2 separate regions of the Homo sapiens genome follow, and region 2 is linked to region 1. The links are chromatin contacts, found by Hi-C or POLR2A ChIA-PET in ENCODE. All regions are on one chromosome and are shown on one strand. The core of a region is the stretch at or near the end of the contact, and the rest is flanking DNA. Distances in the headings are between cores, read along the strand shown. Region 1 overlaps LINC01968 (long intergenic non-protein coding RNA 1968). Region 2 holds the start of LINC01968 (long intergenic non-protein coding RNA 1968).

Evidence for each region. Hi-C counts contacts between places; a loop is a spot of excess contacts on that map. ChIA-PET counts read pairs that join two places held with the same protein, here RNA polymerase II (POLR2A).
Region 2: a map of Panc1 shows a loop between it and region 1 (3-fold over the local background). The contact joins the promoter of LINC01968 here to the enhancer-like site in region 1. A Hi-C loop is called at or near these places in 3 of 168 maps with a recorded cell type or tissue (CD14-positive monocyte, Panc1 and endothelial cell of hepatic sinusoid). POLR2A ChIA-PET finds 5 or more read pairs at or near these places in 2 of 52 experiments (T-cell and activated CD4-positive, alpha-beta T cell).

What each region holds. Positions count from the first base shown.
Region 1 is chr3:194,780,089-194,784,690 of GRCh38, forward strand. It overlaps LINC01968 (long intergenic non-protein coding RNA 1968), which reads left to right. Exons shown (of 4, transcript NR_037891.1): 4 at 1-2,080. All of the region lies in intron 3 of LOC105374292 (a long non-coding RNA gene), which reads left to right. Among named protein-coding and RNA genes, the nearest start is that of LINC01972, 14 kb to the left of the region's middle. RefSeq lists an enhancer at 2,545-3,744. Within about 2 kb of position 2,808, at least 2 of the 41 ENCODE cell types and tissues checked have a DNase peak (open chromatin) inside an H3K27ac peak, as active enhancers do.
Region 2 is chr3:194,706,872-194,711,718 of GRCh38, forward strand. It overlaps LINC01968 (long intergenic non-protein coding RNA 1968), which reads left to right and starts at 1,550. Exons shown (of 4, transcript NR_037891.1): 1 at 1,550-2,276. It overlaps LOC105374292 (a long non-coding RNA gene), which reads left to right. Exons shown (of 6, transcript XR_001741084.2): 2 at 1-166.

The DNA of each region.
Region 1 (4,602 bases), core at 1,558-4,057:
AATGGTTGGAATGTGGCCTTGGTTTGCCATTGGGTGTTTTGTTCCTCCGAGCATTGGCTGGACTCTCTGGTGATTTCTGGTCTTGAAGGACTTCCTGTTTTAAATGTCTGTGGGGTTGTGGTTCCCGAGCTGCTGCACTGTCTCCCATAACCTTTCTCTCTATCCTGGCCTGGTCTCTCTTCCACACCAGAACTTTCCTCTAGATCAATGGTCCAGGACCATCAGAACCAGTGAACCACACTCCTGACCATTCTCCAAATAGTCATTTGGCCAAATACGAGGTACGTGGCAGCTCTTTCTTTTCTGGACCCCACTTCACCTCTGAGCAGCTTCCTTCTCCCAGGAGCTGAAGCTCCCCCACGATGTCTCAATGCCAGGCAGATGCGCTTGACCTTCTGCCTCTTGGGGCCCTCACCAAGCTAAGGGATTTTAAATCATTCAACTAATGTATTACAGTGGGAAAGACACCCCACTAAGGGGCTCCACTAAATATCCTTTCCAGTTGATAAGATCATTTTTTTTTAATCCAGCTACAAACTCTTGAGTTTTAAACCCCATGAGTTATTTACCATACGCTTGTATCCCCTACAGTGATTTTTAAAGTGCCATGGCTGTTTCTCCACTGGCTGTGGAGTGAGCTGATGTTACTGCAGGTTGAGGTTGAGCCACTTTGCTTCACCGACAGTTCCAGGAGTCCTTTTGGGCACTGACTGTGGGTCCAGTCCTGAGCTGAGTGCACAGAGGACGGGGGAGGTTGAGGGAGTCAACACAACTCCGAGGTGTCCTTGTTCTCCAGGGGCTCTAGGTTCTGACCTGCACCCAGCCACAAGCTGACTTGAGTCAAAAAGTCACAAAGTGTGACTTGGGGTTTCCTATCCCAGGATCTTGGCCAGAGCTTCATTTGGAAGCCCCAGAGACCTGGACCAGACTTGCAGGTAGACATTCACCAATGCGTGATTTGAGGGCTGCTCAAAGGGACCTCCCCACTTCCCACATGGAGCACTCTCGGGATTAGCCATCACCGGAAACTCCTTTCCCGCAGGACAGAGCCCAGACAACTCATTCTGTCTTCAAAAGCCACCACTGTCTGGCACCAACCCACTTTTCCAAACTCCACCTCCTGCGACTTCAGCCACATGGAACAAGCATGGACTGATGTTCTCTATACCTTTCCAACTCCAGCTCTTGGCTTCTGCTCTTTTCTCTGCCAATGAGGCTGTGCTGTCTATTACTGAGTAACAATATTACCATATACTTAGCACCTTTAAACAATACACACTTATTATCTCATAATTTCTGTGGGTCAAGAATTCAGGTGTGGCTTAGCTGGGTCCTCTGAAAGGCTGCAATGAAGATGTCAGCCAGGACTGTGGTCTCAATCCAAGCTTCAGCTAGAGAAGGATCTGCTTCCCAACTTCGCATATGTTGGTAAGATTCAGGCTCTTGCAAGTGATCGGACCAAGGCCCCCAGTTTGTTGTTGGCTGTTGGCTGGAGGCTGCCCTCAGTTTCTAGCTGGTTGTGGGCAGTTGCCTTGAGTTCCTTGCCACATGAGCCTCCTCAACATGAATGCTTGCTTCTTCAAAGCTGGTGAGAGAGAGGCTCTTCTAATAAGATGGACTGTACAAGCTCACATTATGTAATCACAGAAGCAACAGCTGTCACCTTTGTTATACTTTATTGCTTAGCATCAAGTCACAATTCCTGCTGATACTCAAAAGGTAGGGATTACATCAGGGCGTGGGCACCAAGAGGTGGGGATCATGGGGCCACTTTAGCCTCTGTCTCCACCCATCTCCTTCTCCCAACCTCCCTGTCCACTCTAGAAACAGCAACCTAGTAAAATTCATGAAAGCTTCCCTTAGTCACCTCAACCACAGGGCTTTGCTTACATCGTTCTTTAGTACTTCATTCATTTATTCAACAAAATACATATTGAGCATCTGCCGTATGCCTGGAGCTAGAGGTAGTATAGTATAATGGTTAAGGCTTCAAGTTCTGGAATCAGAGTCTCTTGTTCCAAATCCTGGGTCTCCACTTCATGCTGGGTCTCAATAAACTCATCTCTAAATAACACTAGGAGATTTGTAAGTTTGAAGGTTAATTTTATGTGTCAACTTTCCTGGGTCATGGGGTGCCCAGGTATGGGGTCATACATTATTGTGGGTATTTTTGTAACATTTAATGTTAATCTCATCCAAAATTAATAATAAGGTGAGTGGGCTTTATCCAGTAAGTTGAAGTCCTGTGTGGAACAAAAGTCTGACCCTCCCCCTAGTAAGAGAGAATTCTTCCTATTTGGTGGCCTTTATCAGAACTTCCTGGTTCTATGGCAGCTGTCATCCTTCTGACTTGAACCGGAACATCAGCTCTGCAGATTTTGGACTTGCCAGTCTCCATAACTGTATAAGTCAATTCCTTATACTAAATCTCTTTTTATATATCCCCTATTGGTTCTGTTTTTCTGGAGAACTTGACTCATACAGTTAGGCTAAATGAAATCACACATGTAGAAAACAGCATGGAGCTGGGCTCCTAGTAAGAAATCAATGAAGATTAAATTTTATTTTAGGGGCTGGAGAACCAGTAATGATTCAGTGGGCTGTTGTCCAGCCTTCATGGAGCCCATGCAGCCTTTCTCATGAGTGATTGCGTGTGTGCCGTACCTCCCCAGCAGGGCTCCAGGGACGTGTCTGAGAGCAGATCACACTGTTTGTCTTCTCTGTCACCTGCCTTGCCCCTAGCTTGGGTCTGGAACACTCAGGGCTTCAGTGACTGGGCGCAGGATGGATGCCCTCCAACCCAACACCCCTTGGCAGTATGCCATCGGCAACAGGGCAAATCTACTTGATGCCAGTCCTCACGCCCCCTCCGTGCAGCCAGCCACGCTGGTTTTCCAGCTTCCACATTTGTCATGTAGTGTGCTCAGATGCTCCGTTCTTCCTCTTCATTCTGTGGATGAGAAATTATGGCCAACCAAGAGTTCTGCCTTCCTCCTTCCGTGCTTGCTGCTTGATGAAAGTGGGTTGCTAGTGTGTCATGTGGATACATTTCTCAGTCTGAGAACACAGGGAGTGGTGCTGAGAGTGAGTGGGCAGAGGGTGAAGGGTGGTGCCTGGGAGGGGAGAGCTAGAGCCTCTGAAACCACATGGTGGACATTTGCCTTTGATTGTTTGCTTGCCCGGAATCTGACCTGTGCTCTCCTACGTTGTGAGAATCCTCACTGTGTGCGTCTTACTGGGAGGCAGGGCTCTGTCATACACAGTGAAAGCCAGAGGCCCAGACTGCCCTTTCTCTAAGTGCTGGCATCCAGGGCCTGGGCACTAAGGCAGATTTGGTTTTAGGCTGCTGGCTTGGGTTAGTTTAGGATAACTCTGGTTATTTCGGGTTATTGCAGAAGTCCTAGACAGATTGGAGAGATCAGCCCATCAAGTATATGCTGATCTGGGGTTCATAGAGAATCCAAAACAGTATACTCTCTGCAGTCAACATTTTCTCAGCTCAGACTTTGCTTCCCAACATCCTTTTATTTCTTTTTTGTAGGGAAGCTGAGGGAGAGGGTAAAACTGCAATTAGCTGCCTGCCCTTACTGTCTGGGCCTGTACCCAGCTCATCGGGACTGTGTTCGCAGTGTTCACATGGTAAACGTGTCACCAGGGGCAAACTGCAGCCTCAAAGGCAGGGAGTGGGATAGGAAAACTGGGCTATAAATAAGTCAGAAAAGCAGCTTTTTGAAAAAGGAGTGGCTACTTACAAAACTTAGGATTCTCGAACTGGAAAGAACCTTGGAAATTTAGAAATGGAATCAGAGTTGGAATCTACCTCAGGAGTTTAGGCCAATTATGCGAATTCCTTTCTTTTTGGAGTGATTGGCTGAGGCGTGGGAATATGACTTCACCCTAGCCAATGAGATGGAAAGGGGAGCCTGGGAGGACATCTGGGAATGTTTCCTTCATTCATAAAAAAAAATACCAAATACTTGCTTTTTCCTATATCTGAGTGCGTTTGTATGAGGGAATGTCACCTGCAGCCGTGGGTGCCATCTTGGACCAGGAAGGGGAACCCAAGAAAATCCCAGATAAGCTAACCCGGAACTCACCCAATTTAAAGACTCACCTTCAAGCAGACTTCAAAATCCCGATACAATACATTCCTTGACTTTGTCTGACTCCTTCCTGGACACCCCTAAGACTCAGTGGAAGTAGCACTCTCCCTTGCTGAGGTAAGAATAAATACAGTTGTTTCTTATCAACAGGTTGCTTTGGTGATTTTTGGGGAGCCAGCATTAGACACCAGCAAACAATAGGAAAAATTAGTGGGATGTTGTCCAGGCTTCATGGAGCTCATGCAGCCTTTCTCATGAGTGATTACGTGTGTGCTTTACCTCCCCAGAGGGACTCCCTCGTCTCCCTCATTTACTCTGGCTTGTAGGGGAAGATCATGCTCCAGCCCTTTGAGTTGCCATGTGTCTTCCTTCCACAGTTTCCAAGGGGCCTCCGGGGGCCTGTCTCCTTTCACACTCTCTTGTCTTCTTGCAACTTGGACTTTTCTCCCTGGAGCTGGAGAAAGGAGAAGCCATAGAATTGCCTGACCTGCCCACCCCC
Region 2 (4,847 bases), core at 300-2,799, 74 kb before region 1:
TAGAAGTATTAACACCACAGAAGTCAAGAGAGGCCTTTTCTCTGCAGAGAGCTGATTGTTAAACATTGACCAGCACACGTCTGCTGACACACCTGCGGCTTCTCCTGCTGTGGGTGGTCCTGAGGGCAGTGTTAGCTGGAGCTGCCTGAGGAAGCTTCAGAGGCAGGTGAGATGGGCTTTGGGCAAGGGATAGTTGTGGTAGCTGTGGGGTAAGGGAAGGCATTTCTGGTGAACCTAACGGTGTGAGCAGAGGCCCCCCTACTTTGGGGGTATCTTGGCACAGAGCAGGGAACTTAAGTGATACTCAGTGACGATCGTGGTCTATTGTTACCTAAATTAGGTCTTTACGTGTTGGTAGATTGGATGCACAAATGAAATGTTCCTTAAATCCTGACAGGTACATGGTGCCGGTTTGCCAAGAACCAGCCTATGTGTGCCAGGAGTTCAGCTTTACAGAGAGTGTTCCCTGAACCCAGCTGCCATGGTTCATTATTCACTTTAAGGGTGACTCAGAAATCAGCTTAGATTATTATTTAGCGGGAGAGGAAACTGAATCGCAGAGAGTGCTTCCGAGACTTTCTTAAGACCACAGCCAGTTAAACCTTCATCAGGATTAGGACTTTGGAGTGAGAACTTGTATTAGTTATCCACAGCTACATAAAACACTTCTCCCACATTAAAAAAAAAATAGTTAAAAAACTGCTTTTTTTTTCTTTTTCTTTTTTTTTTTTTTTTGAGACCAAGTCTCACTCAGTTGCCCAGGCTGGAGTGCAATGGTGCAATCTCAGCTCACTGAAACCTCCACCTCCCGGGTTCAAGCAATTCTCCCACCTCAGCCTCCTGAGTAGCTGGGATTACAGGCACCTGCCCTCATGCCTGGCTAATTTTTGTATTTTTGTACAGATGGGGTTTCACTATGTTGGCCAGGCTGGTCTCGAACTCCTGACCTCAGGTGATCCGCCCGTCTCGGCCTCCCAAAGTGCTGAGATTACAGGTGTGAGCCACCGTGCCCAGCCTTGTTTTGTTTTTAACTATGTTGCCCAGGTTGGCCTTGAACTCCTGGACTCAAGCCTCCTGAGTGGCTGTGAGGACAAGCACGTGCCACCAAGCTCGGCTTTTAAAAATCATTTTAAGTGGCTTACAACAATAATACACATTTATTATCTCACAATTCCTGTGAGTCAGGGATGCAGGAGTGATTTAACTGGGTGAATTTGACTTGGGGTCTCTCATGAATTTGCAGTCAAGATGTCAGCTTGGGCTGCAGTCATCTGCATGGGGCTGGAGGATCTGTTTCCAAGGGGCCCCACTCACAAGGCTGACAAATTAGCACTGGTTGCATTGGTTGTGGGCAGAAGGCTTTAGTTCTTCACGGGCTGTTGGCAGGTGGCTTTGGATCCTCACCAGGAGGGACTCTGTATGGGGCTGCTTGTGCATCCTCACAACATGGCAGCCAACTTCCTCCTGAGTGAATGATCCAGGAGAGATCAAGGTAGAAACTGCAATGCCTTTTATGACCTCACCTCAGAAGTCACACATCATCATTTCCACAATGTCACAGTGGTTATACAAGTGAGTCCTGTTCAGCGTGGGAGGAAATAACACAAGAGGCAAAGATCACTCGGGACCACCTTGTATATTGGCTACCACAGAACCCAACACAAGCAGTAAGTTAAAATCATGAAGCTCCTGACGTCAGAGGACATGGCTCTGCCATTTGTTAGGTAGGGATCCTGTTAAAGGCTCAGCTTCCTCATCTGGAAATGGAAATATAGGCCTTGCCTGGTTTGCTGTAATGGGTCGTGATGAGGACCAAACTACAAAGAGTGGTACAGATGTTAATTACAATGATTTTTCCTATGCCACCCATGGAAACAAAAATAGCAAGATAGAGAAGGCTAAATCCCAGTTTTTTTTGACTGCTATTCAGCAAAGCCTAGGAGACTTTCATGACACCTGGAGAGGCGGCCGTAGTGTATGTGTAAGAGTACCGGTTCCAGAGTGGGGCTCCCCGAGCTCAGCCCCACCACTTACCAACAGCGGACCTTGGGCCAGATGCTGAAGCCCTTTGTGCCTTGGTTTCCTGACCTATTACTGTGGAAATGATGACAGTACCCTCCTCATGGCATCGTGAGAATTAAATTAGCTAATTCAGGTGAAGCATTTAGAAGAGGACCTCCTGACACTTAATAACTGCTTGATATAAATAATAGCTTCTGCTACAGAGTGGCCATGAAGTCTGGACATGTAGATATTATATTATCATGCATCATAAGGTAATACCAACAAACCATTTATTATATATTCACCTGTTTCCAGATTTAATAGCCAACCTATATTAGTGCTCTGGTCCTAAATGTCCATGCAGTTTACTGTGCTCTTTGGTTGTATCTCTAATCCAGGTAGTTGATCTGGTGTGAGATTCCAACCTCGTGTGAGAGAGGAGAAGACCTTCATTACACTAATTCATGCTGGCCCAGCCTCCAGGCCACCCCAGATGTGAGGTGCTGTTAACACTGCTCTCAGGTGCATTGCTCAGCCCAGTGGGACCTTTTATGACACCAGCACACAGAGTAGAACAGATGTCCCTGTGCTAAGTTGATTTTGCAAACTGCAGTGGCCAGCCCCATAATGGCATAAAGATGTGCTTTACCCCAAAGGGGACAGGGTATTAGAAAACAGTTGAAAAGGCTTCTGAACAACATGTGAGGGTGCCCGGGAGAGGAATGCTCCAGATAGGGAAGGTCTGGGGCTGCAGAGATGTAGCCCATGTTAATAAGACACGTAACTCTGAGCACGTAAAACTCTTGAGCCTAGAAACTGGTAGCACTGATGGCGTTTAAATTACGTTATGAAACAACTCTTTGAAAATAATTTAACAGTTTCTATAAATACCCAGCTCTCTGGTTTGTGTAAAGGCCTTTTTTTTTTCTTTTCTTTCTTTCTTTTTTTTTTTTTTTTTGAGACAGAGTCTTGCTCTGTCACCCAGGCTGGAGTGCAATGGCATGATCTCGGCTCACTGCAACCTCTGCCTCCTGGGTTCAAGTGATTCTCCTATCTCAGCCTCCCAAGCAACTGAGATTACAGGCGCCTGCCACCACGCCCAACTAATTTTTTGTGTGGTTTTTTTTTTGTATTTTTAGTAGGGACGGGGTTTCGCCATGTTGGCCAGCCTGGTCTCGAACTCCTGACCTCAGGTGATCCATCCGCTTCGGCCTCCCAAAGTGGTGGGATCACAGGTGCAAGCCACCGTGCCCAGGCTGCTATCTTATTTTCAAGAATTTGACTCACGTCTTTCTGAAGAACATCTATCACTTAGAATGGCTTTCCCAAAATATGTTTTTAGAACACTAATCCCATGGAATGTTACGGGCATGGCATTAAAAAAGGTTTCAGTGATCAAATGAACTTGGGAAACACTGGGTCAAATATTCTTGAAGATGTTTCTTTTTAAAAGAAATTGTCAGAGCCTTTCATATGCTAATATGTCTCATGATTCTCTATGAGTGATAAAATCTATAGTTTCCCCTACATTTATTTAACCACAAACCCTGTTTTTGGAAGAATATATTTCAGAATAAGTATTCAGTGGAATCTAGATATAGGAAAGTGTAGACCCAATAATTGGAAACCTATTGTTTAGTCCGCCCAGTCCGCCTGGCACATCCACTTTTTCCGATAGCACCGTCTCTTCTTCCAAGAACTGCTCCCAGCTCATTCCTGTGGTCTCCAAGGGAACTGGTGTTTTCTTCTGTGTGCCATCCCTTGGCCAAAGTGACCCACCTCCCAGCCACTAAGTCCCTTCCCTGGAAATTTTGAATTTGGGACCAATAATTCTTTTTCTGGTGGTTGAGGCTGCGAGACACAAAACCTAGGCCGAACGCAGTGCTCACGCCTGTAATCCCAGCACTTTGGGAGGCCAAGGCAGGCAGATCACATGAGGTCAGGAGTTCAAGACCAGCCTGGCCAACATGGTGAAACCCCGTCTGTGCTAAAAATACAAAATTTAGCCACGTGTGGTGGTGTGCGCCTGTAATTCCAGCTACTCAGGAGGCTGAGGCAGAAGAATCATTTGAACATGGGAGGCGGAGGTTGCAGTGAGCCGAGATTGCACCACCGCACTCCAGCCTGGGTGACAGAGCAAGACTCCTTAGGCCACTGGGACAGTAGAAGATGTATTATCTAAATTGCCTTAGTTTGAAAGCAACAACGACAGAAAAATAACACTCTGGCTGATTTAAGCAAAACAAAAAGAAATTTGCCGGAAGGATACTGGGGCCAAAGGGCTGTCTCCTGTTGGGCAGGTTGTGCACTGCACAATTCAGGTGGTGGGAGAAGTGCTCACTTTTTCATCTATGTAGAATTGCACCTCCTAAAGTTGCACCGTACACTGCCTATAACACCATATGCAGTAGTCCTGCAGGAGTGTCTCACAGAAGTGTTTCTCAAACTCTCTGTGCTGAAGGACCAAGTTTTTAGTGTTAATGTTATTATTCAAATCCATTGTAGATCAAGACTTTGGTAAATCAAATACGAATTACTTGAAAGACAAAATTTCACTTGATATCCCAGCAATTGTTCTAAAAGTGACTAAGCACTCAGTTTCTGAACTGACCTCACTATGAACTAGTAACTCATCATTTGGGAAAGGGAACTGGTCCACAGACCACATTTGGAGAAGCACTCACAGATTGTCCAAACTCCACAAAGGTGCGGAGGGAATTAGGTGCCCAGAACAACTAGAACGAGGCCATGAAATACATCTGGATTCTCCATTTTCCATATGTTTTTCTGTCTGCCTCTTGTACTCTTAAACCTCATGGCAGAATGGCTTTCTCTGGGCTGTA